2 separate regions of the Homo sapiens genome follow, and region 1 is linked to region 2. Evidence: chromatin loops called from intact Hi-C (ENCODE). Cell type or tissue: MCF 10A. All regions are shown on one strand. Links, peaks and the distances in the headings refer to the core of each region. The heading gives the core; the rest is flanking DNA.

Region 1 (17,144 bases), core at 3,968-11,967, 110 kb before region 2:
AGGAGCTCTCTGAAACTAGTCCTTTTGAGTATTTATGGAAGCTTTATTACATAGGGATAATTGATTCAACTATTGGCCACTGGCGATCAACTTAACCTTCAACCCCGCTTTCCTCCCCAGTTGTTGGTAGTGGGGATTAAAGTTCCAATCCTTTAATTCTGCTTTGGTCTTTCCTGGGATCAGCCCCATCCTGAAGCAGCTAGGGGCTGTCAATTATCAGTCAACTCATTAGCATACCAGAAGACATCACTTTGGAGTTTCTAAGGATTTCAGAAGTTGTATGCCAGGAAAGAGGATTGAACACCAAATATATGTTTTACAATATTACAAAAAGAAAATTATATTATCCTTCATCTGAAATTAAAAAATAATTCCAATATTTCTGAATGAATTGTTGAGATTGGGTTAAGGAATCTAGTTCTCCAAACAAGCCAGACTAAGTATGGTCCAACCATAACTAAAAACAAAACAAAATCTAAAATTGGAGATTATTCCACCTGTGAGCTTTTATTTGTGATATTTGATCTGAAACTTGATATCCCATCAATACGCAAATAATGGAGGAACTTGAAGATTGGCGAATGGCAATGTAGACAGTTTGTGTATAATACCTGGAATTCACCAAAAATGCTTTATTTTATTGGTAAGTCACAGAGATTCCCCAGCATGTACCTGGCATAAAGTAGGAACTAAATAAATCTTTGCAAGAAGAAAGGGCACACAAAAAGAAGAAAGGAAGGAAGGAAAAGGAGGAAGGAGGGGAGAAAAGACCATATTTTAAGCTTTGGCTGAATTTATACACCTAAAGACAAAAAATAAAATGTGTTTGATTAAACTATTCAGTAAGTAAAAGACATCGACATTTCCTCACTTACTTCATACCTTCTAACCCTCTCCCCAGTAAACCATTGATTAGTGAGTTAAAATATACATTTAGAATAAATTCAAAAGTTCATAATTATGAAAAGTATAAATTGAGATGACTGTTTAAAATGGATTTCTTTCTCTCTCTCCCTCCCTCAGAGAACTCCAGGTGAGGAAGGAAGAAACATGGTTAGACTACAGTGATGCCATTTCCTTATGTAAGCATTTGACTTCAGAAATTGAAACTGGCCATGATTATTGAGTAGGCACGGCAGTTCAGCTGAAGGATGATCAATGGACTTCAACTCAGATGCAGATCTTGACTGACAGAAGATAATTATCATTCAAGCTAATGGGGAACTTGAATTGGACTCAATGGTGTTAGAAAGTGAAGAAAGGCTAAGTCTTCCTAAATAAGAAAAAAATAATAATATCTTTGGTGAGTTCATCCTTTTAGCCTGAGTCTCTTTGATAGTTGACAGTAAAAAAGTTTGCATCTTCAAATAATTGTTTTCAGTTTAGATTATTATCAATGTTCTTTGTTGCTGTTATTTAGTATATTTCCACAGAAAGAGGCTAGAAATTGCCTTCTTCCCTCTAGGTGAGAGTAACTGAGCATTATAAAGGTTTTCTGCCAAAAGCATGGAGCCTCAGATAAGTAATCTCATCCTTCACCTATGATAAATAAGCTATTAAAAATCAAGAAAAAAAGAAACAGAATGTGTGAAATGCACAGACAATGTTGTAGAAACCTCATTTGTGAGACCATGAGTCTTCCCCATTGTTTCGCCACAATGCTGAATCTTCTCTATTTATATTTTTGTTTGGGGATTTTTTTCTTTCCCAGGCTGAAATGTTTTGTGCATGAGACTGAAAAGCTGCCAGGACTGGTCCATCTGGCTGGCCAAATGGATTGTGCTCACTGGAGCAATGCCACACGTATACCAGCAGAAAGTTTAATTTCTGGGCAGTCTAACACCCTGCCTCTTTTTCAGTGTAATAGAGACCACATTTCTGTTTTCCAGAAACTTCTCCAATTGACCTGAATGTTGTCACCTCGTCTTGCCTCCCATAATCTTAATCCCAGTCTCTGGAGAGTTCAAGAGTGCAAATTCTTCTTTCTATCAAGTCCAAAGCAGTGAAATGAGTTTGATGAAAAGGGTTATGGCAAATGAAAAATAACTAAATTATATTTGATTACATTTGTCTGACCTTGAACAATCTTAGGAGCCAGAGTAGTCATTTCAGTTAAGTAATTTAGTTTAAATTACTTAATTAAGAAATAAAATTTCGTGGAATTCCCTAGATTAATTTGCACTTATACTTACAAGCATCAACATTTATAATCAATTTAAAGAGGAAATAGGCCTAGAGTATTTTATAGTTTGCAGTGAAATCTAATTGGATTCATTTGGGCTGAAATAGGAAATACAGAGAGATCTGATATATTTTTAATTTCCCAAATCTTAAGAACAATAATGGCCATTTAATCTTAGTGAGACACTGAGTTTTGGACCTGGAACTGCGGAAATTGTGGATTTTGGAGATAAGTGGCTGATTCCCCCCATGTTCTTACCTTTCAGGGAAGGTATTCACCAGTCTAGATTGCAGCAGGAACCCACAGGCTGTGTTGGCTTCTGCATCAGCAGAGCAGGGAGGGTGCCTGAATCTGCCAGGGCCTGCTCTTCTCAGCCTCTGCAAATGTTCTCTATCCAAACCTTTCCTTCCCCTCTTTCTCCAGAAAATTTAAATGAGAATGTCAAGATTAGATATGAGTGTTTAAGAAGATTCTGTCTGATGTTCAGGACAGTGATTTGAGAGGGAACAGACTGAGACACAGTGGGGCATTTTTGAGGCCACGTGTCTGTCCTAGTCAGAGATCCTAAGATCCTGAAGTAAGACAGCAGTAGTAAAAATGGAGAAGAGATATTCTAGAGGTCATATCAAAAAGCTTGGTGATCTATTGGGACAAGTTGGGAAAAAAAAGGATGAGGGAGAAAGAAAAAGCAAGGATGGCTCGCAAGTTTCTGTCTTGGGTGACAGCTAGTCCCCCATGCATCTGTATATTCAAGCTTGTCTGGAGCTGGGCAGGATTATGCCTGTAGTACCATCCTTTTATTTTCCAGTGTGTTTCAGTTTGGCGGTCAAATTTATGTGGTCACTCTAGTAAAAGAATGAATGGCAATCACATTGGGAACTTCAGGGAAGAGACGAGCTGAAAGGAGGTTTTAGACCTATTATATCTGAAATGCCTATGTTACAATTGGATTTATTTTCTCACTTCCTTTAAACCGTTGTTCAAACATTCCGTTTTCATTGAGCTTCCCCTGACTATCTAATCCTTCAACTTCCCCCTTGACCCATCTTTAATCCTCCTTTTTTTGCTCTACTTTTTCTTTACTCATAGCACTTTACACCTTCTGACATGCTGTATACTTCACTTATTCAGGATGTTCATTGACCACTGCTTGACCTCTGCCAGGATGGAAGCTCCCTATGGACAAGGATCTTGGTCTCTTCTGTTTAATGATGTATCCCAAGCACTTAAAACAGTGCCTTCTATTTAGCAAGTGATCAGTGAATAATTTTGGAAAGAATGGATGAGTGAATGAATTTACAAGTATAGATTGCATGCCTACTGTGTCCCAGGATGTTCAGCACAAAGTGAATCATATAATTTCAGGAACAAGAGAAGGTCTACACTAGAGTTATGAGTGTGTGTCTGTAGCAAGTAGATCATGTTTGAAGTTGTGGCGTGATTTCCATAGGGAAATCATTTTAAGTGAGGTAAGAACAGGGCTCGGGACTGAGCATAGAAATTAACAACAATTAGGGAAGGTGTGAGAAGAGAAATTTGGATGGAAAATGAGTAGGAGTGGCCAAGAAAATAAGCAGAACCAGGAAAGGATACTGTTGTAGAAACTGAGGGGGATTAGAAGTTTTTTTTAAGAAGGGAGTTGTCAAGAGTATGAAATAAAATGCATTATTCAAGTAAAGCCTGAATAATTGTTACCAAATTTGTTAGCAAGATGGTTGTTATGGGCTGAACTGTGCCCCTTCCACCAAATTCATATGTTGAAGGCTTAATTCCCAATATGACTGTATTTGAAGACCTTTAAAGAGGTGATGAAAGTTAAATGAGATTATAAGGATGGGCCCCTGATCCAGTGGGATTGGTGTTCTCATAAGAAGAGAGAAAGACATTAGTGGTGCACTCATACAAGTGAAAGACCATGTGAGGACGCAGCAAGATAGTGGCCATCTGCTCGCCAACGAGAGCGGTCTCAAGAGAAACCAAACTTGTTATTACCTTGACCCTGGACTTCCAGCCTCAAGAACTGTGAGAAATATATTTCTATTGTTTGAGCTACCCAGTCTGCGGTATATTGTTCTGGAAGTCTTAGCATACTAATAAAATTGTCATTATCAGAACGTTGTGATTGAAATCACAACATTTTTCAACAATATCTAAAGCTGATACCACATAGCAGTAGGGTAAGGAGTCAAAGGAGGGGTGAGTATAATCCCCTCTTATGGAATGGTAATTATATGGGAGGAGAGAAATGACCCAGGAACCAGAGCCTGTGTGGGAACCCCAGGAAAGAGCCATAAAAAGTTGTTGCCATGAAGTAAGACAAGTTGATAATTTTCACACTATAATTTTACAATATTATGCATATCGATGAGGGGATATTTATTTGTTTTGTAACCAAAGGAAATTCTTGGTAGTTTTAAATTTGAGACAAGTAGGAAACTATTATGACTATATTAACAATGAAGCTAATACTCTTTTGGCATGATTTCTGGGTCACTGAAACAGCCTAGACCTATGGAGCTAAAAGTTGTCTTAGGTGGTGTTTAAAAAAAAAAAAACCAAAAAACTAATAGTATTTAAGGCTACTACCCACCTTAATTCTTTCACACTGCTGAGTTTAAAGACTGCCATATGAATATAAAAGCATAGCCCAATTAAGGATATAGTCTCTTACTTAGAAATTGATAGGTTAGACAATGCTGTAGTATCACTGGAAATGGAAAGAGAGAAAATTAAATTTACCAAAATTTCTCTTAGAATGAGTATTATTTGTAGTTAAAAGGAATAATGTTATAGTCTGCTTCTGGGTTAGGATGGGGAGGCCATGGAGAATATAGCTGAGTAACAGCAGATGATCACTAGACCTACTTCTTTAGAAGGTGGAAGTTAAATGCAAGGATTTATTTAAATTAGTAAATATCCAAACTAGACTACTGTTTTCAGCATTCTTTTTTTCTTCTTTTCTTCCCTCAAATGTCTTCATTTCTTCTCTAGATAAACAAGGAGCAAATACTTTTAAAATATGGGTTTAATGATGTTCCAGGTATGAGCATCCCTGGACTGGCCACATTATTATCTCTATCACCACCTCAAATCTTACCTTCCTGAAGGGTATTGATTGCTCCTGAAGGGTCCTTTAACCCCATCCAAGATTTTGCCTTCTATACTAATTGTGATGGACAGATTCTAAGGTGGACTCCACCCTCATACCCCCTGCCTCCTGTCATGAGTGGGACCTGGGACTTGCTTCTAACCAATAGAATATGGAATATTAGTGGATATTACTCCATGATTAGTTACTATCAGAGTTGCTCTAGAGATGCACCTTGCTAACTCAAAGTTAGCACCTTTTTTGGAAATATCCATAAGGTGAGGAACTGAAGGCAGCCAAAGACATCAGTTTGTTACCGTAGTTACTAAAATCAGTAGGAGAAAGAATGAAAATTCCAATGTTTGAGCCAGACAAATTCATGTCTTTTGAAGGCAATTTTAGGACAGATTGATAACCTTAAAAAAAGAAAGTGAAAAATACCAGTGGATAAACTCAAAACAGAATACACATATACACACTGATTAATCCCATTTCAATTCTATTATCCTTTACCTATTATAAGGGATCAAGAGAGTCCCTGTACATGCACAGTTTTTAAAATGATGCCATTTTGGGTACAGCTGCATTTGTTTCCTTTGTAGGAAGTTAATTTTTCTAACAGCAGTCAAGAAAATCTTCACAAAATTACTCTCATTTTTTAAAGCTTTTTTGAAACTTTTACAACATTAGGCAGAGTGTGAAACCCTGCCTTTTTTCTGAGTAAGAGATGAAATTGTCTAATACAAATCAAGTATGGGTGTGGAAAAGAGAACTTTCAGAAAACTCCCCAAATGCAAAAAATACATGATTCCTTTACCCTGTATTTGCTAAATAACGCCCTCTAAGAGCATTATCTTTTCTTCAAGTACCTCTTTCTAGGAAAATACAGAGTTGAATGTAGTTTACAGCCAAGGAAGATTGGAGACACTGACTTAAAAGTATGTCTGCAACAATGATTACATAGTTAATAATAATAACTTATGTTTGTATGTTGTTTTACAAGGGTGTTGATGATTTTACAAAATTTAAGGCAGAGATTACATTTGACATTTGGAGAAAGGGAGAGAGAGAAGGAGATAGAGTGAGTAAGCAAGGGAAAGAGAGAAAGCCAAGACAAGAGTGGAGGTTTCATACTTTCTACTTTAAGGCCTTACCATCATTCCACCTCATTTTATTAGCATCTGTGCATATGTGGACACTGGACTTTTATCCATCTATCACTCATTCAGGGACACCAAAGAGAGGGAGGAGATTCATCAACTTGTCCAGAAAATCCTGATTCTTTACATCAGTCCTCCTTCCCAAAGTGTAAGCACTAAGTTCTGAATCTTTGAGCACTAGAATTGATTCTTTCAGAAAGAAATTGGGGCCCAAAGAGGTTGCATACCTTGTCCAATAAGAATACAAGCTGGCATATAAAAGAAGGTGCCCACCATTTATTGAGGTCTTACTTTGTATTGGCCAGTTCATATACATCACTGTTAATGCTTTCAGGAAGCCTTATATATAAGAGGAAAGTGAGACTCACACTTTAAGGTACTTGCTTATTAACACAATTAATAAATAACATATGGGGGATTTAAATCAAGGTCTGTTTAATTCAATAGCCCATGCCCCTTTCATTAACTAGGCACTACTTAAGAATCCAGATCTCTTTATTCCCAGCTATGGCTTCTACTTTGGCAATGAGTCTGACCCAAGTTCTAAGTCCAAGTCAGTCTTATGAGGATTTACCCAGAGATTGTTTTTCTCATACAAATAGCTAGAAGTTGAGCTTGTGAGAAGGTAGAAGGGTAGCTATTGGGAAAGGGTCCTTATGTGTATGGTGTATGTGTGTTGCACTCAGGCAGGAGCACACATGGCTCTGCTATAAGAGGTGCAGCAAATGGTGCATGTTCTCTCTAATATTTATGCACAGAGCTATGTTTTTATTTTTATTTTTTGCCATTTATTTGAAGTATAGCTTTTCATTGCCTCCACATGAAGGTTTTTATCAACATGTATCTTCAGATACCTGTTTGAAAGTCCATGGTGACTCAGCCAGTGTAAGCCATTTCAATTCTGGTTAGATCATCATTCCTAAGACCATCAGTTTGATGTCATGGACCCTAAGCCTCCTTGCTGTTTCCTTTAGGAAAGGCAGTGGAAATTTACAGGCACTGAAGGACCCTGTCAAAGGCACCAGGCTTTGGATGGAGCCCTGAATGCAATGTGTCACAGTGAGTATTTACACACCAAATGGAAGGCTTTTCAAGAACAGAAGGTGCAGACAGACACAATAGTCTCTTAGTCATGCTTTAATGAGCTAGGGCTCTTGGCTGAATGGATGCTCAGTAACAGGACGTCTGTGCAATGAGAAAACAAGCAGAGGATGCTTGGGATTTGCTTGGGCAGGTGTCTCCAAAGGGAGGGAAACATGACTCATGACACTTGCGCCTTGAGCTAAGTTGACACCACTGCCATCACCCTTGGAATGCAATTTGTGGGCAGAGATCTAGGCTGTTTATAAAAATGACGTGAACAGCAGTTTCAGCCTCAGGAGGCTCCATAGGAATGATAAAGAAGAGGATTACAGAAGCTAAAGCTTTTGTTTAAAGAGAGATTACAAAGCATTTATTTCGGATCAAGTCAGCCTGAAGCTTAACAGCTAAAACTTGCCCTTTTTTCTGCTCCGTGATGAGTTTTGCTCTTAAACTGAGTGCTCAAATGGGAAGATGAAGATGAGGCTTTATTTGGAATGACCTCAAATGAGGCCGTTGGTTTTTCACTCTTTTGTTAATATGAATTCAGGAAACACGAAGATTAGTAAAGATTCTAATCAATTGCCCAACATTAGTTTTTCTAGTAACAAGGGCAAATGTGCTTTTTAAGTACTTGAAGGTGAAAAGAAAATCAGACAGCAAGAAAGGGGATGCAACAAGGTTAATGCCTCAGAGCTTTTCATAAATTGTGGTTTCTGTGTTGGAAATTGTTCAAAGTAAACACTGCCCATGTTGGGAAGGTAAAAAAAAAAAAAGTTTAAAAACACTCAATCTCTACCCCTTCTGAGGCTGAATTGCATTGACTGCATGGCTGATCCAGTGACTGCAAAAACCTACACATTCAGGAGGTGACTTTTACAAAATGAATTGACAGTGTGGCTGGCAAGATGGCAGAATAGGAACAGCTCCAGTCTGCAGCTCCTGGAGAGATCAATGCAGAAGGCAGGTGACTTCTGCATTTCCAACTGAAGTACCTGGCTCATCTCACTGGGACTGGTTAGACAGTGGGTGCAGCCCATGGAGGGGAAACCAAAGCACGGTTGGGCGTTGCTTCACCCGGGAAGTGCAAGGGGTTGGGAACTCCCTCCCCTAGCCAAGGGAAGCCCTGAGGGACTGTGCCGTGAGGTACAGCACACTCCGGCCCAGATACTACACTTTTCCCATGGTCTTCACAACCCACAGACCAGGAGATTCCCTTGGGTGCCTACACCACCAGGGCCCTGGGTTTCAAGCACAAAACTGGGTGGCCATTTGGGCAGACACCCAGCTAGCTGCAGGACTTTTTTCTCATACCCTAGTGGTACCTGGAATGCTAAAATCCACTGGTTGGAATTCTCACTGCCAGCACACAGTCTGAAGTCTATCTGGGACAGTCGAGCTTGGTGTGGGGAGGGGCATCCACCATTACTGAGGCTTGAGTAGGCAGCTTTCCCCTCACAGCGTAAACAAAGCCACCAGGAAGTTTGGACTGGGTGGAGCCCACCTCAGCACCACAAAGTTGCTGTAGCCAGACTGCCTCTCTAGATTCCTCCTCTCTGGGCAGGGCATCTCTGAAAGAAAGGCAGCAGCCCCAGTCAGGAGCTTACAGATAAAACTCCCATCTCCCTGGGATAGAGCAACAGGGGGAAGAGGTGGCTGTGGGAGCAGCTTCAGCAGACTTAAACATTCCTGCCTACCAGTTCTGAAGAGAGCAGCGGATCTCCCAGCACAGCACTCAAGCTCTGCTAAGGGACAGACTGCCTCCTCAAGTGGGTCCCTGACCCCTATGCCTCCTGACTGGGAGACACCTCCCAGCAGAGGTCAAAAGATACCTCATACAGGAGAGGTCTGGCTGGCATCTGGCAGCTTCCCCTCTGTGACGAAGCTTCCAGAGGAAGGAACAGGCAGCAATCTTTGCTGTTCTGCAGCCTCTGCTGGTAACATGCAGACAAACAGGGTCTGGAATTGACCTCCAGAAAACTTCAGCAGACCTGCAGCAGAGGGGCCTGTTAGTAGGGAAACTAACAAACAGAAAGGAATAGCGTCAACATCAACAAAAACGATGTCCACACCAAAACCCCATTTGAAGGTCACCAACATCAAAGACCAAAGGTAGATAAATCCACGAAGGTGAGGAAAAAAAATCAGCATCAAAAGGCTGAAAATTCCAAAAACCAGAACACCTGTTCTCCTCCAAAGGATCACAACTCCTCGCCAGCAAGGGAACACAACTGGACGGCAAATGAGTTTGATGAATTGACAGAAGTAGGCTTCAGAAGGTGGATAATAACAAACTACTCCCAGCTAAAGGAGCATGTTCTATCTAACCCAATGAAGGGAAGCTAAGAACCTTGAAAAAAGGTTAGAGGAATTGCTAACTAGAATAACCAGTTTAGAGAAGAACATAGATGACCTGATGGAGCTAAAAAACACAGCACGAAAACTTCGTGAAGCATACACAAGTGTCAATAGTCGAATCAATCAAGTCGAAGAAAGGATATCAAAGATTGAAGATCAACTTAATGAAATAAAGCATGAAGACAAGAGAAAAAAGAACAAAAAGGAATGAACAAAGCCTCCAAGAAACATGGGACTATGTGAAAAGACCAAACCTACGTTTGATTGGTGTATCTAAAAGTGACAGGGAGAATGGAACCAAGTTGGAAAACATTCTCCAGGATATTATCCAGGAGAACTTCCCCAACCTAGCAAGACAGGTCAACATTCAAATTCTGGAAATACAGAGAACACCACAAAGATACTCCTTGAGAAGAGCAACCCCAAGACACATAATCATCAGATTCACCAAGGTTGAAATGAAGGAAAAAATGTTAAGAGCAGCCAGAAAGAAAGGTCGGGTTACCTACAAAGGGAAGCCCATCAGACTAACAGAGGATCTCTCAGCAGAAACCCTACAAGCCAGAAAATAGTGGGGGCCAATATTCAACATTCTTAAAGAAAAGAATTTTCAACCCAGAATTCCATATCCAGCCAAACTAAGCTTCATAAGCTAAGGAGAAATAAAATCCTTTACAGACAAGCAAATGCTGAGGGATTTTGTCACCACCAGGCCTGCCTTACAAGAGCTCCTGAAGGAAGCACTAAATATAGAAAGGAAAAACTGGTACCAGCCATAACAAAAACATACCAAATTATAAAGACCATCGACACTATGAAGAAACTGCATCAACTAACAGGCAAAATAACCAGCTAGCATCACAATGACAGGACCAAATTCACACGTAACAATATTAAACTTAAATGTAAACAGGCTAAATGTTCCAATTAAAAGACACAGACTGGCAAATTGGATAAAGAGTCAAGACCCATCTGTGTCCTGTATTCAGGAGACCCATCTCATGTGGAAAGACACACATGGGCTCAAAATAAAGGGATGAAGGACTATTTATCAAGCAAATGGAAAGCAAAAAAAAAAAAAAAAAAAAAAAAAAAAAAAAAAAAGAACAGGGGTTGCAATCCTTGTCTCTGATAAAACAGACTTTAAACCAACAAAGATCAAAAAAGACAAAGAAGGGCATTACATAATGGTAAAGGGATTAACACAACAGGAAGAGCTAACTATCCTAAATATATATGCACCCAATACAGGAGCACCCAGATTCATAAAGCAAGTTCTTAGAGACCTATAAAGAGAGACTTAGACTCCCACACAATAATAGTGGGAGACTTTAACACCCCACTGGTCATAGGGAGGGCAACATCACACACCGGGGCCTGTAGGGGGCAGGAGAATAGGGAAGGGATAGCATTACGAGAAATACCTAATGTAGATGATGGGTTGATAGGTGCAGCAAACCACCATAGCACATGTATACCTATGTAACAAACCTGCACATTCTGCACATGTATCCCAGAACTTAAAGTATAATTAAAAAAAAATAAATTGACCAAAACCCAGACAATTTGTGAACTACTTGTAGACTTGGTCTCTGCTCAGATAGGGATGATTTGTGATCTTTTCTATATCAGGGAGATTTTTTGCTTGACTCTTTCCCTTTCTTTGGGAATTAAAATCTGAAGAAAAATGATACCATTTCAAAGGTACTATATACAAAGTTGGATGTATGGTTGATCATTCATTTATTCAACAGAGAGACATGGAACATGTACTAGATGCTAGGTTCTATTCAGAGCACTAGAAATCCAGGGACAAACAAGACAACTCCTTATATTTAAGTTATTGTAGGGAAGACAAAAACCGAATAGTTAGGCAAAGAAGGATATGCAAAAATATACTTTCAGGCTGGGTATGGTGGCTTACACCTATAATCCCAGGACTTCGTGAGGCCAAGGCGGGCAGATCACTTGAGGTCAGAGGTTCAAGGCCAGCCTGGCCAACATGGCAAAACTCCATCTCTAATAAAAATACAAAAATTAGCTGGGTGTGATGGCACACACCTGTAATCCTAGCTACTTAGGAGGCTGAGGGGTGAGAATGGCTTGAACACAGGAGGTGGAGTTTGCAGTGAGCCGAGACTGCACCACTGCACCCAAGCTTGGGCAACAGAGTGAAACTCTGTCTCAAAAAACCCCCCAAAATATACTTGCATATCATGATGTTACCAAGAAATTAAAGGAGGTGCAATGTAGGAAGTGGTAAGACTGCTTTAGATGTCAGGAGAGGCTTTCCTGAGGTGATATTTGAGAAGAGACCTGAAGATATGAAAGAGCAAGCTGTATAAAGTTCTGACAAAGAAGTGTTCAAAAGGAAGGGGATGGCAGGTGTAAGGGCCTGGGAGCAGAAAATGAGCTCATGGTATTGTAAAAACTTTAAGGAACTAGTGTGGTTGAAGTGGAAGGAGTGAGGAGGAGCAAAGCAGGAGTTAGGTTGGAGAGCCACAGAGAACAAGGGAGCCCACAGCAAAGAGCTGGGCTGTCCTCCCCCATGCAATGGGAAACTGTGGTAGAGTGTTGCAGGGGAAGGGACAGAATCTGAGGTGTAGTTTGAAGGAGCTCTCTGGTGACTGTGTGGAGAATAAACTATTGAGTGGCAAGAGTAGAAGCAACACAGACAGTTTTGAGATAATATCTAAAGTCTGTGAAGGAGATGGTTATCTCAGAGAAGTGTGATATTTGAAAAAGTGAACAAAAGTAACGGGACTTGGATATATTTTGAGAGTAAACCCAGTAGGGCTTTCTAGTGACCTGGATGTGGGGCTGTTGAGGTGAGAGAAAGATTTGAGATTATGGAATGAATCATTTCAATATCTAGGCATCTAGAAGAGCAGTGTACTACCTTCCTTTAAGCACAGGCCCTGATTGAGCTTCAGCAAGTAGAATGTTGGTGGCTGAGATGAAGAAGATAGTGAGAGAGACCTTTTAGGGATTTGAGGTGGAAAAAAATGTGGATATGAACAAGTTATGTTTTAAGCACCTGTGAACTACTGCTAGTACTACTAACAGTAAGTTAGAGATGAGTCTGGAGTCTGGAAGAGGTCTGGATGGGGAATACAAATTGGGACATTATCAACATGTAGATTCTATATGAGATCACGGAAATGGCAGATTGCTGAGGGAGGCAGAGAGAGAACAGGGCAAAGGACCAAGAATGGGGGCAGGACAATATTCAAAGAAGGATATAGAAAAAGAAACCAGCAAACAGAACTGAAGAGGAGCCATCTGTGCAAAAAATAAACTTCACAGAGAATAAAGTAAAGAGAGTATTCTGAGCTTTCTGAATGTTTGAGTAATACAAGGACATAGAACTGACTGATGAATTTACTGCAATAAAAGCACTGGTGACACTGATAAGAGTGATGAGTGAGGATAAAAGCCTGATTATAGAGTTAAAAGAAAATGGAAGGTGAGAAAGTGAAGAGTGAATATAGAAAATGCACTCATTTCTTTTTTTTTCTAAACATAGAAGAAAAAATTGAAGATAGCTGGAGGAGATATAGGATCAAGATTTTTTTTTCACAATGTGTTTACATGCTTTAGTGGTCAGGATAGGCTAAATTATGCTGCAGTAACAAATTGGACCATAAATCTCAGTGGTCTACAACAAAGGTTTATTTTTCACTTATGCTATATATTCAAGGAGGGTTGGCTGAAGGCTATGCTCCCTAGTTTCTCGAGTTCACAGTCTGATTGAGGCTCTGTTGTTTTGTATCTGTCATATATCTGCTCCGTATCTCAAATATGGAGACACCTCATTGCTGCAGCAGAAGAGAAACACTAGAAAAGAATGAATGGGATTTTCACTCTTAGCCTGCAAGTGATGCACATCTAATTGGTCAAAACTAGTCACATGACCTGCGTAACTGCAAAGGCCATGGGAAATGTAGGATAGCAAAGAAAATCTTTTGTAGCATCACTGCCTCTACTACATAAGCTGATAGGAATTATCCAATAGAAAGAATAAATTTGATGTAAGAGCCAAATTCCAGAGCAGACAAGAGGGAATGGAAATCAGTACACTTTGGAGGAACAGTTTCCAGCAGCCTTATCTGAATAAGGATGTTTTACCCTACCCACTGTGTCAGGAAAGAGAGTAGGGTGTATGGATAGAAATTCGTGGAGCTTGGTAGATGGAAAGATGAATGTGTCCTTTTCTGAATAATTTATTTTTTCAGGGAAATAAAACCAAGGTCATCAATTAAGAATGAAGAAAAGGGAATGATTCTTGTAGGTTTTAAGAGAAAGTATGTGTGTAAATATTGGTCTCTAACAGTGGAGAACCAAGTTTACTAGAAACATGAGAGATGACAACAGAGGCAGTATAATGTGCTACTTACTAGTCACAGACTGTTGGGCCAGAGTGTCTGCGATCCAGTCTTGGCTGGGTCACTTATGATCATGGCCTCAAGTAACATCCAGCTAAGTGCCTTAGTTTTGTGATCTGTAAAACTGAGATAATAATGGTACTTACACCATAGAGTTGCTTGGGAGTTCAAAACAGAGCCTGGCACTTTGAAGTGTCAGCTGGTATCATGAGGATAGCCTAACAATGGGACAACTTCAAGTTTACAGTCTTAAAAATGAAGTGATGCCAGTTAATAAGGCTGTGTGGTTTTCCTCTAGCCATGTCCAACTGCTTAGGAAGTTCCACTGCTCATCTTGCTAGGAAGCAGGTGTAGAGTAGGTAGAGAATTCGATGTAACCAGGGTTAGACAAGATGTGCATGAGATAGGGCATTTTGTCCAATGCTCTACTGCTAGGTTTCTCCCTCTCCCAAGTATAAAGATGTTGCATTTCTTATCTGAAATCCTAAGTATTTTTTTTTTATTTTCTGTGAGCTATTTCAGATTTTACAATGTCAAACTTTATAAGAGCCCTATAGAATATTAAGAGGTTTAGAATTCTATTTCTGATTAAATTAGTCCTTCTTCAAGAAAAGCACCATTTATGATTCCATAAAAGTGGCACATTTAGCAGAGACCAACCTACAAGCCTCTCCATGAGAAACTATCACCAAGAGCCACAGAAGTCAGGTAAATTATATTCAAAGCTTTCCTCTTGAAGGTGAAGGAGATGATTTCTATACCAAATAATATTACATTATTGGGATAAAGTTCACATCATATTTTCCATAGGTGACTGCTTTTTTGTCTATTTTACATCCCTGAGTATCTGAACCTTGATCTTTAGGGGGAAAAATACACCACAGTGTCCATTTCAATTTTTCTGCCAGCTTACATACTGCTTTCTTGGTTGCTAATGATCTGAAGCAAATGTCACCAAGTAGAAAAGAGGAATGATTCCAATGAGACTAAATGGGCAGGCCAACTCTACCTCCTCTTTTCACACAGGAATCTGCGAGGTGGCCAACAGAGGAATCTGTTATTGTATAATGATTATAGGACAATTTTCTCCATGTTTTTCTTTGCCTTTAGAAATTTTTTACTTTGGCCTTTTCTGCCAAAAATTGCATCTAGCGTCCTTAACAACCCACACTTTATGGAAACCCTTACACTCTTTGGCAGTAGATCTTACTCACTATCAATTCATTGGCATTCCCCATCCTAAAAATAATAGATTTCTGATTTAAAGGGGTGAGTAGCCTCTTCCAACTATCATTAAAATACAATTGTAAGTATATGCAAATGAAAATATAGAACTAGCAAAATATGTAAATTTAGGATAAACAAAAATTGGAAAATAATGTAATCAAAGAAAAATTATAATATTTATATTGCAAATGGAGCCAGATGGGAAGACACTCCCCATTCCATTCTTCTATTCACAGATGCAGAGACCTAACACCTGGAAAACCAAAGCAATAAGCAATTCTCCTATGGCATTATATTTATAATGCTTACTTTATTTGCTTGGGGAAATTGTGAGTGATTTTGAAATTTTTTCTAATTTTTATTCTTTACTTTGTAATTTTTTAGTCTAAATAGCTTTTAAAAGAGAACATATATTTCATATATGTTATATATAGTCTTTCTGTTTTATATTTCCAAATATTTTTACTATATTCGTGAATTACCTTATAATTAGGGAACAAGATATAGTCTTTAAAAGACAGTGCTTTGGAAGACTTAGAAGAAATTGGTTTTATTACCTCTTATTTTAAGTCAGATTTGCAATAAAATATTTTCTTCCCTACTTGGTATGTTTTATCACCGAGGTGAAGATTATCCTTTTTTTAATGAAGAAGGTTAATTTATATAGTGAATTTTGTTTGGCAAGCAGAGAAACAAAATAGCTGTCTGGGTTCTTGTCCAAAATGGAGGGTATGTTTGTGTCTGTTTCGAACTGTAACCTGATTAGTATGCAGAACAGCCATGAAATAGCTGGATCACCTTAATGCCAAAACTGAGGATGAGTTTTTAATACAAATAACGTTAATAATGTGGAGAGAATTATTGAGATGGTGTGTGTCATTGGTAAACTTTCTTTGGGTGCAGGGGGAGCTGTGGCATATCCTAGGATATAGGAGTCATCATCAAAAACTACAACTGAAATATGATAAGAGACCCTTGTAACTGCCAATTTGGAAGCACCTGTTTTAAAATGTATTTTTTAATATTGTTGACATTATTGTTATTACTGTTATTATTAAACCATCATTTATATACATTGAAACATACAGCTCTTAACTGTTTAGGTGTAACTGGCATCCATATGAAGATAAGGAACACTTTCATCACCCCAGAAAATTCATTCAGGCTTCTTCCCAGCTAATTTGGTTTCTTTCCAGTTTAGCACTTCTATGCATAAAGAGGCTGTTCTTGTATATTATGGTGAACATAAGCACTCATTTCTGTTGGGCATATGTCTAGGAATGCGATTGCTAGGTTGCAGGATATGTGTATGTTAAGATTTAGTAAGTACTTTAAAATATTTTTTCAATGTGATTGGACCAATTTCCACTCCTCCAGCTAGGCAAGAGAGTCACAGTTGCTTCATAAACTTGCCAACACTTTGTATTGTTCGTATCTTTAATTTTACCCAACTTACAACCATGATGGGTTCCTATACATACGTAAAAGTGATTCATGATTTGAGTCATTTTTCATGTTTATTGGGTATTTTGCTACCCTGTATAATAAAAAGCCTGTTTATCACAGTGTGTTTTAAATGTTCATTTTCTTATCTACAATTGTGACCTAACAATTGGTCTCTGATTTCCTAAAGGTGAGGGATGCCTTTAATAGGTCTTTCTATT
Region 2 (14,966 bases), core at 2,094-10,093:
CAAGTGATTCTCCTGTCTTAGCCTCCCGAATAACTGGGATTACAGGCACCCGCCACCACGCCTGGCTAATTTTTGTACTTTTAGTAGAGACAGGGTTTCACCATGTTGGCCAGGCTGATCTCGAACTCCTGATCTCAAGTGATCCACCCGCCTCGGCCTCCCAAAGTGCTGGGATTACAGGCGTGAGCCACCATTCCCAGCCCCCAACTCCCTTTTATAAGTATGTTTTGTTCTCACTATTCTTAGAGCCAGTGCTTTTACCCCGGGGGAAAGTGTAATATCTGGACAGGCAGATTGCCATGGATGACTCTGCCCTTAATGAACTGTCTGACTTTGGCTGAAACATAAGCTGCAGTTTGCTCATCAGTAAAATGGGAATGAATTTTATCTTATAGGGTTGTACTGAGAATAATATAACTAATGTTTAAAAAGTGCAAGCCAGTCCCTCTGCAAAAAAAATATATATATATAAAATGACAAAAACAGTCGTCACTTTATTCACGGACATTGAAATTTGAGTTTCATATCATTTTCACATGTCATGAAATATTATCCTTCTTTGAATTTACTTTAACCATATAAAAACATAAAAGTTATTGGTAGCTCATGGGCTGCACAAATCAGGTTGGTAGGGTTGGGTTTGGCCACAGGCCTTATTTGGCCAAGCCCTGATTTAGCTCCTGTGCCCTTCACTCATCCTTAGATAAGGTCTTTGCTGGTTCTTTACTCACATCTCTATCCAACCAGCCTTCCCTTTCCTCAGATGGGCTCTGACAAACTTTTGCTTCTATTACCATCTTCCATTTTTCTCTTTAGAGCTCAACCCAAATCATTCATTCATTCATGTGTAACATCTATCTGTTTTTGTTTCACTTTAACCAAAACCAAAAATGGCCAATAATGTATTCATCTATTGAATAAAAGTTTAGTAAGAGTCTCTGTTTGCTATTCTGCTGAGGAATACTCCTGACATGACTTTCTCTTGGAAAGCTGCTGTTAAGGCCTCCCTTAACTGAAACTTGGTCTTCTGAGACCATCACCTCCCTTGCCTGCTGTCAAATATTCTCCAACAGAGCCAGTTCTTCATGTGGATCCCAGTGAGGACTTCCTTTCCGTCTCCACTGTTTCCACCTTACTTGAGATTCTCTTTATTTTTCACTTATTGTGCTTTTTTTTAAAAAAAAATTAAGTTCAAGAGTACATGCACAGATTTGTTACATAGGTAAACATGTTTTATTGGGGCTTGTTTTACAGATTATGTCACCACCCAGGTATTAAGCCTAGTACCCATTAGTTATTTTTCCTGATTCTCTCCCTCTTCCCACACTCCACCTTCAATAGGCCCCAGTGTGTGTTGTTCCCATCTAATGTTTCCATATTTTCTCATTATTTAGCTCCCACTTATAAGTGATAATATGCAGTATTTGGTTTTCTGTTCCTGCATTAGTTTGCTAAGGATAATGGCCTCCAGTTCCATCCTTGTCCCCACAAAAGACATGATCCCATATTTTTTATGGCTGCATAGTATTCCATGATATACATATGTCACATTTTCTTTGTCCAGACTATCACTGATGAGCATTTAGGTTGATTACATGTCTTTGTTATTGCATATAGTGCTGCAATAAACATTTACATGCATGTGTCTTTATAACAGAACAATTTATATTCCTTTGGGTATGTACCCAGTAATGGGATTGCTGGGTTGAATGGGATTTCTGTCTTTTGGTCTTTGAGGAATCGCCACACTGTCTTCCACAATGGTTGAACTAATTTACACTCTGACCAACAGGGTATAAGTGTTTCCTTTTCTCCACAACCTTGCCAGCACCTGTTATTTTTTTACTTTTTCATAATAGCCACTGTGACTGGTGTGAGATGGTATCTCATTGTAGTTTTTATTTGCATTTCTCTAATGATCAGTGATGTTGAGCTTTTTTTTATATGATTGTTGGCTGCATGTATGTCTTCTTTTGAAAAGTGTCTATTCATGTCCTCTGTCCACTTTTTCATGTCTTTTTTTTATTCTTGTAAATTTGTTTAAGTTCCTTATAGATAATGGATACTAGATCTTTGTCAGGTGCATAGTTTGCAAAAATTTTCTCCCATTCTGTAGGTTATTTATTCTGTTCATAGTTTCTTTTGCTGTGGAGAAGATCCTTAGTGTAATTAGATCTCATTTGTCAACTTTTGCTTTTGTTGCAATTACTTTTGGTGTCTTCGTCATGAAATCTTTGTCCATGTGTATGTCCTGCATGGTATTGCCTAGGTTGTCTTCCAGAGTTTCTATAGTTTTGGGTTTTATATTTAAGTCTTTAATCCATCTTGAGTTAATTTTTATATATGGTGTAAAGAAGGGATGCGGTTTCAACCTTCTGCATTTGGCTGGCCAGTTATACTATAGTGTGTGTGGTTTTTTTTTTTATTGGCTTTCCTGCTTTAGGAATCACACAGATCCTAACCAATTTTATTGCCACTGTCAACTTCATGTTTTTTTTTAAGTAAGTTTGGATAAAGACACTCTTTTCTTTCTCTCATAATATTTAGTCTCCCCACTGACCCCCACGTCAAGTACAAGATCCATTCTGTAGCCCCCCCAATAATTATCCAGAATTGTGTCTCATTTACCTCTAGTTTGCATTTATATCCCCTTCAAACTGTGCTGCTTCTCTGGATACATTCCTGTGCTTTTTTGCCTACAGCATCTCCTCATAATAGTCCCTTCTGTAACATGCTGCTTCCTTTCTTACCGCATCCATTGAAAAATTTTCTATTCTTCATATGCTACCACTTTCATATAGCCTTCCATATTTCCCTCAAAATAATCAGCACTCACGCTCGTAATTTCTGAGATTCTTGCAAGCATTCATCCTTGTGTTATTGTTGTTTAATATATTTGCCTTAACTCCCCTGCTTGTCCCCATGTGACTTAGCTCATAAAGACAGGAACTGAGTCACAGCTACTTCCCGTGATGTGTTGCCTGAAGTAGACTTTCAGTTCTTTTTTAAATAATTAAGAATATGCTTGAACATTTACACTATTGAGTTGTTCTCTGCTATCAGATGTCCTCCATCCTTTTCATTATTGAGTAGCTCTATATGTTACCAATAACACCAGAATTCCATTTATTGAGCACTTACTATGTGCCAGGAATTGTACAGATCTTTTCAAATTTAATGTAGGATTTACTCTTTGTGGTACCTCCATCAGCTTCCCCCTATTACAAATGAGAAAACCAAGTTTCTGAGAGATTAAGCTGCCTAGCCAAAAACTGCAGGACTGCTGTTGAATTATAGTCTGTCAAACCCCAGGACTAGCACTCTCACAACAATTTTTTATTCAGCCAAAACCTGCTGCCCTATAATTCTTAGATACTACTCCTATTTCTGGTTGCTTAAACTAAACAGAAGTAATCCAGTTCTTTCTCCATATAACAACCATTAAGAAACTTGAAATCAACTGTCAGGACAACCTTACTCCCCAGGTGTCTCTTTTATAGTTCCTAACTATTTATTCTACAATATAGCATTATATAATTCATTACTCTGGCCCCTCCTTTGGAAAGATTCTAGTTTGTCTGGGTTCCTTTAAAAGATGATGTTTGAAAATAAACACAATATCCCCAAAGCTACATAAAAAGTGGAGATTTATTTTCCAGGCATATACTAGTGTTTCCCAAAGTTATGCCCAACCCAACTTCTTTCAGATTTTACTCTGCAAAAAATGGGTTCCATGGTCAAATAATTTAAAAAGTGCTGAATTCAGTAGCTTCCTCTGGATATTCATAATGCACATTAGTATATTAAAGATTCATAAAACCTTTGTCACATGTCCTCTTCAGATGCAAATATATCATGGCGATGACATTTCTCTGATTAGTCTTGCAGCCCCTCAAAAGAAAAAAAAAAGAGGAAATCTTGTTGCTTTCAGCATGTTTTGTGTTTGATTAAGTGCTGGTTTCAGCAATCACAACTTCCTTTTAAAATTGCATATAGAATATCTGTTTCATAATCCATACTGCATCTGGAATTTCCTTCTAGCTGGCTGGTTGGAATTACTGAATCTTGAAAATCTTTTTTTCCCTTTTTTTTGGAAAATTGAAGCAACAATCTACCACATCTATCATTTGCCATGACTTTTCAAAAGTTACCAGCAGTGACATCAGTATTACTTTTATAAGTTCTTTCAGCACATTGAAATGTAATTTTTTTAGACCTTAAATTATTGCCTAATTTAAAATTCTTATTTATTTTCTTACCTATTTTGGGCATCCATCCCCTATTATATATCAATTATTAAGCTGTTACTGTGTCAAAGCACCTTATATACTTCTAACACTCTGGGGGATGGAACTATTGACACCATCAAGTGAGACTCAGAGCAGATAAATAGTTTAAGACCACATAACTCCTAAGAGAAGAGCCTCGGTCCAAATTAATGTTTGATTCCAAGGCTCATTTAAAAAATTATGCCATATTACCTCTCACCACTCTGTGTCTTTCCAATATGAAGATTGTTTTGGAGCAAAATATAGGAGCAAAGAGAAAGATAGAAGCAAAGAGAAAGTGGAATAATTCTGTGTTCTTTCTATCACCTTTTAATAGAACACCATCTGTGCTAGGTCAAAAAACAAAGGCTTTCCCTTTTTCATTTTTCTTCTTCTGTATGTGGTATACCAAAAAATAAACAAATGAACAAAAGAGAAGAAAAAACAGTAGCAAAGTCTTCAGGACCCATTTTCTTCTACACAGCATTGTTCAGATATTTCTATTCATCCTGGTCTTTAGTCTTCTGAACACCATGCTCATTGGTCTAGCTTCTTATTCTTATGTCCCATCATCTAAGTAGCATACTACATAGGTATATGTTAACAGCAATATTGTTAAAATATCTTAGTCAAATAGGTCAAAGAATCACATTTTCTTTTCACTTGACAAGAATGGAGGAAGACGTATTTTATACAAATTGGTTGATTTACTTGATCTGCTAGCTTATTTGAAAGTTATCAGGAAGATTGACCCAAGTGTGGTCTCAAAGGAAGGATTGGAATTATAGCACATAAAATTTTAGAGCTTGATTAGACTGGTAATTTCAGCCAAATATAATAGGCATCAGGAATCTTACATTCTACAGGAGACTTAGATAAGTTTCTCATAAATATGGAAATAAGAAGCAAGAAAATGGAATGCTATACAAGCCTAGCCTCTTACTAGGTAAATCTGCTCTAAACTTTTTTTTCCATATATAAAAAAATGTGGAAAGATGAGAGGTGAGATGATCTTTAAGTTTTCTTGAAGTTCTAGTTAAATGCCTTCCATCTTTTAAAAAGATAAATTTTTGTGGGCTTGTGAAACTAAAAGTAGTTGTATATATATTCATAGCTAGTAGAGCCACTGTATCTAAAGATTGTCAATAAATCATAAATGATAACCTAAAGATAGTCTCTGGGTAAGCAGCCCCTTGACATCGTGTTATTAGGCAAATTTACCAATGTGAGTTGCTTAAGGTCACACAGCTGGTAATAATGCCATGTATCTTGTTACTATTAATGACTTAGTTGTTTCAATTATGCTTTATTAATGTGGAGTTTATAATAGTTTTGTTTTAATTAACTTAAGAAAGGAAAGGCCCAAAATACCCAATCAGGGACAAACCAAACCATCTTGTGATAGAGACAAAATACTTGGAGGATAATTAATTGAGAAGGAAGAGAGCAGATGGACAGACAAATCCTGTTAAAAGACATAAAGAGTAATCAGTGAAATTCTAGCGATATAAAGCTATTTTGAAATATTTAAGGATGTGAACAAAGAATAAGGCACAACAAAAAAGAAAGAGTCTGTGAACTAACTTTCCTTTTAATAATCAAAAAAAATTTTGTCACCTTGAAAGTACTAGATCTCCTCTCAAAGGTAAAGGTCAGTAAGTATTTAGAACCTGGAAAATTAGCAAGAACTGGACAGCTATCAAAACAAAAAATCAAACCAAAATCCAATAATACAATTCATGAAATGAGCTTTTGTCTTACTGTCCATGTTACAGATGATGCAATCTTCAGTGACTACCGTAAGGGGTAGCACCAGTGTGGAGGTGGGGATCTGGTGAAGGGAAAAGCTTCATGTAAAAGGAATTTTATAAACAGAGGGGTTGTGGTAAGCAAACTTCTCTGGCATCTGGTGAAGAAGTATGTGCTCAATATACCAAAAAATTGCTCAATATACCAAAAAATATAGTCTATCAAATCCCAGGACTAGAACATTCTCCTGGGCTAGAACATTCTCCTGTCTGAGATGCCTTGTAATATGATTTGGCTGAGCCTTATTTTCTCACCTGTGAAATAGAGATAATAATTCCTACCTCATAAAAATTTGTGAGGATTAAAAGAAATAATGTGTATCAGGTTTTCAGCCTAGTGCCTGGCATATAATAAACTCTCTGGTGTGAGGTTGACATCTTTAACTTTCAGTTCCTTCATTTATGGGATGAACACAATAATGCTGTATTAGTCAGGTTTCAATACAAGTGGCAAAATCTCTGTCCAGGATTCCAGAGATAATTTTTAATATGGGTAGCTCATGATAAAGGTGTTGGAAGAACTGAAAAGCAAACAAGGAAGGTGAGCAAGTCCTCAAGGCAGGATGCCCTTGCCACCTGTACCACCTGTAGGAGCAGGTGTTACCAAAGTTCTGGAGCTCAAGCTGCATAGTGGGAGGTAGAACAAGCGCTCTTGAGGATGCTGCCTGAAACATCAGGACATGGGCAAAAGTACCCAGTGTCTCCTCTTCCTGACCCCTCATCTCTACCAATTTTCCCACTTTACTAAAACTAGCTGAAAACCAGTTGGCAAGGAAGTATGGGTGATATAACTTGTAGGATTCAACTTTTTGAAGTACCTAGTAGAGGATGGGAAGGACCAGAAATGTATCTAGCATCAAACAGTCAATAACCAGAACAAGTGCCTACTATAGTAAATTAATTTGTTGTGAGTGGAAAAAGAAAAAGAAAAAAAAGCATAAAGCAAAATACCTAGAATGTATTAAGTACTCACTGAATGCCAGATAAAATAGTGAAAACAAAAGGTGTCTATTGTGATAGCTACAGGTCAATGAGAGCTAGTACTCATGAACTCTTAAAGAAGACTGACTTTGTTTGATGAGGGTATTTGGCTGAAAACTATTTCTTGGGAATGTATCAGGGTTTTGGGAAACTCATCAGCGGGCACCTGATAATGGGAGGTCATTAGGAGTCCCATGATGATGGGATTCCTTTTCAGATCTGAGAATTTCAGAGCTGTCTGTCCCTTTCTCCTCCTGTGCTCGCTGGGGGTCAGAAGATGGACTAATGGGCGACTCCCGCTCCTGCTTCTCTCCATGTTACACTGCTTACTAACTCCCTGTGTGACTTTGAGCAAGCACTTAATTCAGTTGCCTTGAATTTCTTCAGATGTAGAGAACTAGATGCCATCATTCATTTCCAGTTCTAAAATTCTAAGACTACTTGAGTTTACACCTGTTAATCAGAGACACGGCTCATATTTCAGGCTTGAATTAGGATGCCATTTGTAAGACATTTGGCACTCGATGTGTCTCATTCTCTGACTCTTTGGTGCTCCTCCTTCCCTAATACAAATTCAAAGCTACTTTGCATTTCTAAGCATAGATTATACCATTGTGATGCACTAACAATTTGGAAAACATAAGGGGATCAAAGTAATTACCCATATGTTCTCAGGCAGTAGAAAATAATTAAAGTCTGTTTATAAATATGGCTAATTAAAAACAAAATGCATATGAATTCAATGTTTATTTTATTATTTCCTACATAGGACTCTAAGAGTTGTTGTTGTTGTTGTTGTTGTCTTTAAAGACAGGGTCTCACTCAGTCACCCAGGCTGGAGTACAGTGGCACAATCACCACACACTGCAGCCTTGAACTCCTGGGCTCAAGCAATCCCCTTGCCTAAGCCTCCCAAGTATCTAGGACTACAGGCATAAGACACCATGCCTGGCTACTTTAAGTTTTTTTTTTTTTTTTTTTTGTAGCATTGGGAAGTCTCACTCTGTTGCCCAGTCTGGTCTTGAACTCCTGGCCTCAAGCAATCCTCCTGCGTCGGCCTCCCAAAGCAGTTGTTTTTAAATATAGTCAATGCCTATAGAAGAAGTAGCTCCCAGGATGTTGTATAATCAGACATTATACATGGGGTGTCAGTCAGCTCAAGTAGCTCAGAGATGATCTCTGGTAAAATACATTCCAGAGTTATCAATTTGGCACACATTTTGTGCCATCAACTGAAATTTGTAGTTAATAAACACATGGTTAAAAACAGAGGCATAATGTTCCCAAAAGTGTATTTAAAGACTCTCTGCTCTACTACTCCAAATTAATACTTCCACTGGTCCAGTTCTAGCAGCAGTGAAATGCAGATTGGGTCAAAGATGGTGAAGGTTTATGGAGATTAACTCAATAATTTTTGAAAATTTGCTATTTGATAATTCTGAATTGATCTGTAGATGATCTTGTCTCCAAAACTCCATACTACTAAAACAAACAAAAAAGGAAGTAAAGACAATTTTTAAAAGTACAGTGATTTTTGCCTCTCACAAGTGTATGTTCTGTTTTATACTGTGTTTCTAGTTATGGTGCCTAATGAAATGCTGGTTGAAATTGTGACAGGCCAGGTCTCACTAATGCAGGCCTCCATAACAACTGTTTCAGTACTGACTGAGTGGTTAAGTTAAATATTAAAAGTCAGTACCCTTATATAAAGGCTGGAATGTAACAAATGCCCACCAAGAGTTTTGCTTAGGCCTTTCCTGGGCCTTAAAACATGACAAAATAACAAAGGAACTCTTAACAGAACCTATTCAGGATTAAACAAGTTTTACTGTGGGTCTGAAGCAACTCCCCAGGCCTCCACAAACAAGTTTATTGGAGGTCTGTGGGAACTCCCCAAACCTCCATGATTTAGCAGGAGACAAGATAAGGGTAATCACCCCAGCACCTGGACCCATTTACATGAAGTAAATTTACTGAGGCTCCAGAGGAAGGTCTTCAGGACTTAGGCCTTAGTTACGGATTAAAAGAAGTTATTCACTTACAACATTAGATGAATGCACACTTACATGTAGACATATAGCTTAGAAGGTATATAAGCTCTGAAAAACTTTGTAATTTTGAGTTGGTCTGGTGATCCAGGCCTTCTCCCTGTGACTGGTTACAGAAATAAAAACTCTGTTTCTCCCCAATTCATCTGCATCTTGTTATTGGCGCGCAAGGGATAGCTGCCCGACCCTCAGTTTGGACCAGGAACAAAATGTCAAAGTTGATTAAAACTTTTCACAGTACATATTTGGTCTTTTACTAGTCAGATAAACAGTGAAAAGCTCATGTTTTTCATAATATTGCTGCTAGAATCATTTTTCTAAGTTTCATTTTTATCACCTTTTTATCTCTAGTCAGGATAGGAAATTAATGCATATTGGAATTGAATTTGTTTGGGGAATTCGTTTTGTTTAATTTGTTTTAAAATACTAACTGCAATCCAGTATTGAAAGGAGATATAGCTCAAACTTCTTAATAGCCATATCCAGGGAGACTTCCATAGTGAAAATGTGAGCCGAAAGTAGATATTGATGATATTCAAGAAAATAATTTCAGTAAATTTGGAATGAGCCAAAATTATGTATGAAAACTCAACTTGAAATTAGAATTCAAAGCAAGATCCCCATGAATAGAGGATGTTGCAGCTTGCTGCTAGGTGGCAGACAGAGGGAAGAATAAATGAGCTCCAGCTTTTGAGAAATTTAATTAAAAATTATATCAAATCTGGGATTCTCCTGAAAGAATTTGTACTTACTTTAATAAAGGTTGTTTCTCATGGAGAAGCAATTTTAATTTTAGACCAGTGTTGCAATTCTGTGCTAAAAATGGCCTTTCTATGAGATCTTGTTCATTTTTGCAAACACAATATATCCTCCCTACCCTCAGGACCTTCCTTTAGCACCCAGACGGAAGAGCATTTGCCAAAATAATGATAGGAATGCTCTGAAGACAACAGCTCTTCTCTAAACTTTATTACTATAAGTACATACGACAAAAATCCAGACCACAGGCAATACTGAGGTAAGAGGTAAATCACATCTGCTGCTCAGGTAAAAAATTTTCATTTCAAATTTTTAAATTCCAAGAGAGAACCAGAGAAGATCAGTGACTTTCAGGGGTTAAGGGCTGTGGGAGGGTGAGCTACAAAGGAACAGCAAGAGGGAGTTTGTATGGAGAGACAGCACCATTCTGCATTCTGAAAATAATGGTGGTGAGGGACTAATTGGCTAAGTTGGCTGGACTTCCTGGGTCAATAGGGACTTCCCTAAGGGGACTTGCCCCTAAGCCAAAATGAGTCATAGCTGCAAGCTAAGGTATTGAAACTTCAACCAATCATATAGGGAGTTTAAGCTCTAGCTGCAGCCTGATGTTTTTAACTAATCAGGCCCGCCAATCCACAAGTGGATAAAAAATAAGCTAATTCTACAGGACTAAAAAAGGAAAAAAGGAGGGATCATAAGGAGATATAAGCATAAGACACCCAAGCCAGAAACGGCAAGCCTTCCAGGTCCGCTTCCACCACGTGGAAGCTTTACTTTCCCTTTCACTTTAATAAATCTTGCCGCCGCACACTCTTTGGATCCACGTGTTTCTCTCATTGAGCTGTAACACTCGCCGCTGCAGTCCATGGCTTCATTTCTTGAAGCCCCTGAGACCACGAAACATTGGATCAAGAAAAGACTTTCGATTGGGAGAAGACTTCTCATCTCAGTGGCATTTGTCAAAACTCCTAGAACTGTACACTAAAAAGAATGGATTTTACTGTATGTAAATTTTTAAAAATAAAAAAATGAACATTGTCAACTTGGAAACTTTGAACAAGTGTGTCAGTTTCGCTTTAGATTAGACATGCTTATCAGTAGACTTGACGTTTAACCTGTCCCCTCCACCTCCCTAATTCCTTCTTCCCACCTCTCCTCAGTTTCCCACTTCCTTAAATTTTGCTGGGATTTCCTGACTTCTCTTCCTTTGCACACACACCAAACAAACAAACAAAACAAACAGAAAAACACCAACTTTGAGAACCAAGGCCTCAGATTAATTATGGTGATTAAAGAATTCAGACCTGAGAAGGAATGTTCCAAAAGTCAGGAGAATGTGCTGATAGAAAAGGATCATAGGGAAAGTGTGTGTGGGTGGGAGAGGGGCATGCTTTCACTCTTTTATTTTTATTTTTTGCAAGAACCCTGTGGGTCTAAAGAGAGAGAAGAAGAGAAGGATATTATAATAATCATACCTTATATTTGTAAACTGTGTTATAGTTTATAGTCATCTTCAATTAACTTCTTTAATACTCCATCAACCTGCATTGCCCGCATTTTCCAGATGAAGAGACCATGGCCCAGAACAGTGAATTGCCACTGGTCGCAGGACTAGGATGTGGAAGTTTGACTTGAGGTATGAATCATGCTTTTCACCATGGGTAACCTCTGAGCTAAGAGTTTCTGAAAGAAATGTGTAGGTGGCAGGGTCGAATTTCCAAGCAGCAGAAGGCATTAAGAAAGGCATCAAGAGATAACATCTCACTCCTGCAAGAATGTTTTTTAACTTAAAAAGTTAAAAAACAACAGACATTGGTGTGGATGTGGTGGAAAAGGAATGCTAACACACTGCTGGTGGGAATGTAATTTAGTACAACCTCTATGGAAAAAAGTATGGAGATTTCTTAAAGAACTAAAAGTAGGCCTACCATTTGATCCAGCAATCCCACTACTGGGTATCTGCTTAAAGGAAAAGAAATCATTATAGCAAAAACACACCTGCACACATATGTTTATTAAGCACAATTCACAATTGCAAAGATATGGAACCAACCTAAGTGCCTATCTCCCAATGATTGGATAAAGAAAATATGGTATATATACACCATGGAATACTACTCAGCCATAAAAAAGAACAAAGTAATGTCTTTTGCAGCAACTTGAATGGAGCTGGAGGTCATTATCCTAAGTGAAGTAACTCAGGAATGGAAAACCAAATACTACATGTTCTCACTTATAAGTGGGAGCTAAGCTATAGGTACACAAAGGCATGCAGTAGGATAATGGACATTGGAGACTCAGAAGTGGAAGGGTGGGAGGAGGGCGAGAAATTGAAAAACTACATATTGGGTACAGTGTACACTACTCGGGTGACAGATGCACTGCAATTTCAGACTTCACCACTATACAATCATCCATGTAACCAAAACCCACTTGTATCCCAAAAGCTATTGAAATTTTAAAAACATTTAAAAAATAAACACATCAAGAAATTTTAGGCCAGGTGCAGTGGCTCATGCCTGTAATCCCAGCACTTTGGGAGGCTGAGGCGGGTGGATCACTTGTGGTCAGGAGTTGAAGACCAGCCTGGCCAATATGGTGAAACCGCATCTCTACTGAAAATAAAAAAATTAGCCAGGTGTGATGGCACACACCTGTAATCCCAGCTACTCGTGAGGCTGAGGCAGGAGAATTGCTTGAACCCAGGAGGTGGGGGTTGCAGTGAGCCGAGATCGCTCGACTGCACTCCAGACTGGGCAACAGAGCAAGGCTCTGTCTCAAAAAAAAAAAAAAAAAAAAAAAAAAAGCCTGTTGCTCTTGGGGAATGATAAGAAGTTATAGATGATGGAATGTTGGCTGTGAGAGGAAACATTTATTCTCAGAATCAAAGTCAATAGCCACTATGTATCTATGTCACCATATTGCTTCAGAAAAATACAATTCTTTAAGTTATTCCTTGAAATATTTCAGGCTGCTCATTTTTCCTGTCTTTCTCCCGGTGACTCTGTCCACCTATTACTTCCTCTTTTCTTAGCTACTGTGCTTGCCATGTCCTCTATTACTCAGTAACGCGGGGGAGAGATATGGATGGGCTCAAAGCACCAAGGCCCAGTAGAGCACAAGACATGAAGCAGAGTTTTCCTCACCACACCTATTCCAGGTGCTGTTTCAGGCTTCTGTTCGGCAAGCAGCTACCAGGTCCACTTCTCCAGGCCTCCCCATGATGCTGTGAGTGAAGCAAAACCACTCAGAGGATTCAAATAAATACCTTCTCTGCCTAGGTGGGCTAGCATCTGTTTCTATTGCTTATAAAGAGGGATCCTGAATACTGCAAGTGTTTTTAAACAATTTTTTTCTGACCGTATTTCTTGGAACCTTTCCATTCTGCGGTCTCTCAGGAGCCATGTGGAGAGGGTAGAGTCAACCCAAGCCAGCAGCTCCCTGGGTTCTCCTGCAACCAGAGCAGATCAACTTAGTTTTCTTATGAAAAAGGATTTCTGCTGCACCAAAAAAAAAAAAAAAAGTTTGGAAACTACATGTGGGTGGCAGGAAAGAAGTTATTTTATCTTTACTAAGTTTCTTGAATTTTTCTAGACTTCCTCTGGATACCAAGACAGAACCTGCCAGCCCCAAGTCCTCCAGGTTCCCATGGAATATCTAGTAGTAAAGAGTCCTAGCAGTTGCCTGCTATCTCCTCAGCAGCCAAAGCTGGTCCTGCTTCCATTTGTTACCTGGATCCTGGAGACCCAGTGAAGATCTGATTTATGCCACTTCTTAGTCATCTCATCTTGGACAAATACCTTACTTCTGCTGAACTTAAATCCTTCTCTCTGTAAAATAGAACATGAGTAACACTCTTCTGTCAACCTCATATGACACCTGTGAGGCTCAAATGATCTAATAAGTATCACCTTGTGCCTTTATAAATTATTCTGTACATACAAGATGAAACTATTATAGCTATTACAGTCAGCATAAAATCTTAAATCAGTTGGTGAGCTTGTTTCCTGGATGTGAATGAATTAAGCTAGTCTATTCTATGTAAAAACAGCTAGCTCTTGTCACAGGAGGATGCATTGTTTTATACCACAGCTCTGTGGTTAAATTCTGATATGACACTGACATTTTATTTTATTTTATTTTATTTTCTTAGACATGGGGTCTCTCAATGTTGCCCAGGCTAGTCTTGAACTCGTCGCCTCCCACCATACTTCCACCTCAGCCTCCCACAGCTCTGGGATTACAGGCATGAGCTACTGTACCTGGCTGAAATTTTATAATGTGTAATCTTTAAACCTCAAGGGCCTATAGGCTTTGTCATAAAAAAAAAAATCAAAAGAAAATTTTAACAGTGGCCACGATGGTTGCAGTCAGGCACATGGGTAATAAAACCTAGGCCTATAAACTAAATTTGACCTCTTACCTGCGTAACTGCAGTTTGTTAAGTATTTCACCGACAGGTACAGGTTATAAACGTGTATCAGAGGTAGAACAAAGACAAGATGGAATCACTCACCCTGTACCAGATCCTCAGATGCCTAACCTTAGTCCCTACCCGCTCAACTGCATGTACACTTTATGCATATATATCACCTATGGATAGTGTCACTGAGCACCAGTCAGAATCATAGGAATGTAACTGCTGCTTCATGGCCCTGCTTCTCCCACCTTCTGTACCACATGCATCCTTCTATTAGGAAATTATATACTGTGCCTCATGGAACCTACTTTGGAGACTCATTCTCAGTCTGCACTGAGTCTGTGTTTCCAGGCTTAAGACCCCAAACTTGGCTCAAAATAAACCTAACCATAATTTCTCTAAGTTTTAGTGCCTGTTATTTCACTTTTCAGTTGATAGCTTTAAATGACTTATTGGTGTTAAAAAATATAAGGGCTAAAACCCTTATATTTTCATTTCTATAAATTTGTATATTTATAATTATATACAAATATCAATTATATGCCATTTCAATGATTGGTATTTTAAATACATATTTTGATAGATTTGAATAATATTTACATATTTTATTATTTTTTGTGTAGTGATTATTTTACTACAAATTTGTAAATTTATAATTTCTACAAATTTTACTAGTTACTTT

Evidence for each region. Peaks named below come from ENCODE experiments on the same cell type or tissue, not always from the same donor. Only the 100,000 strongest peaks of a DNase experiment are listed, where the experiment ranks them.
Region 1: it touches region 2 in a loop (2.5-fold over the local background); 19 of 110 quality-filtered maps call a loop at or near these places.

The regions. Positions count from the first base shown.
Region 1 is chr2:138,062,964-138,080,107 of GRCh38, reverse strand. No RefSeq gene overlaps it. Among named protein-coding and RNA genes, the nearest start is that of LINC01832, 30 kb to the left of the region's middle. RefSeq lists an enhancer at 7,537-8,038. In MCF 10A, for the core only: no CTCF peak of the experiment used is centred there; DNase peaks (open chromatin) are centred at 7,667, 8,247 and 8,577.
Region 2 is chr2:137,948,376-137,963,341 of GRCh38, reverse strand. No RefSeq gene overlaps it. Among named protein-coding and RNA genes, the nearest start is that of HNMT, 8.6 kb to the left of the region's middle. In MCF 10A, for the core only: no CTCF peak of the experiment used is centred there; a DNase peak (open chromatin) is centred at 6,091.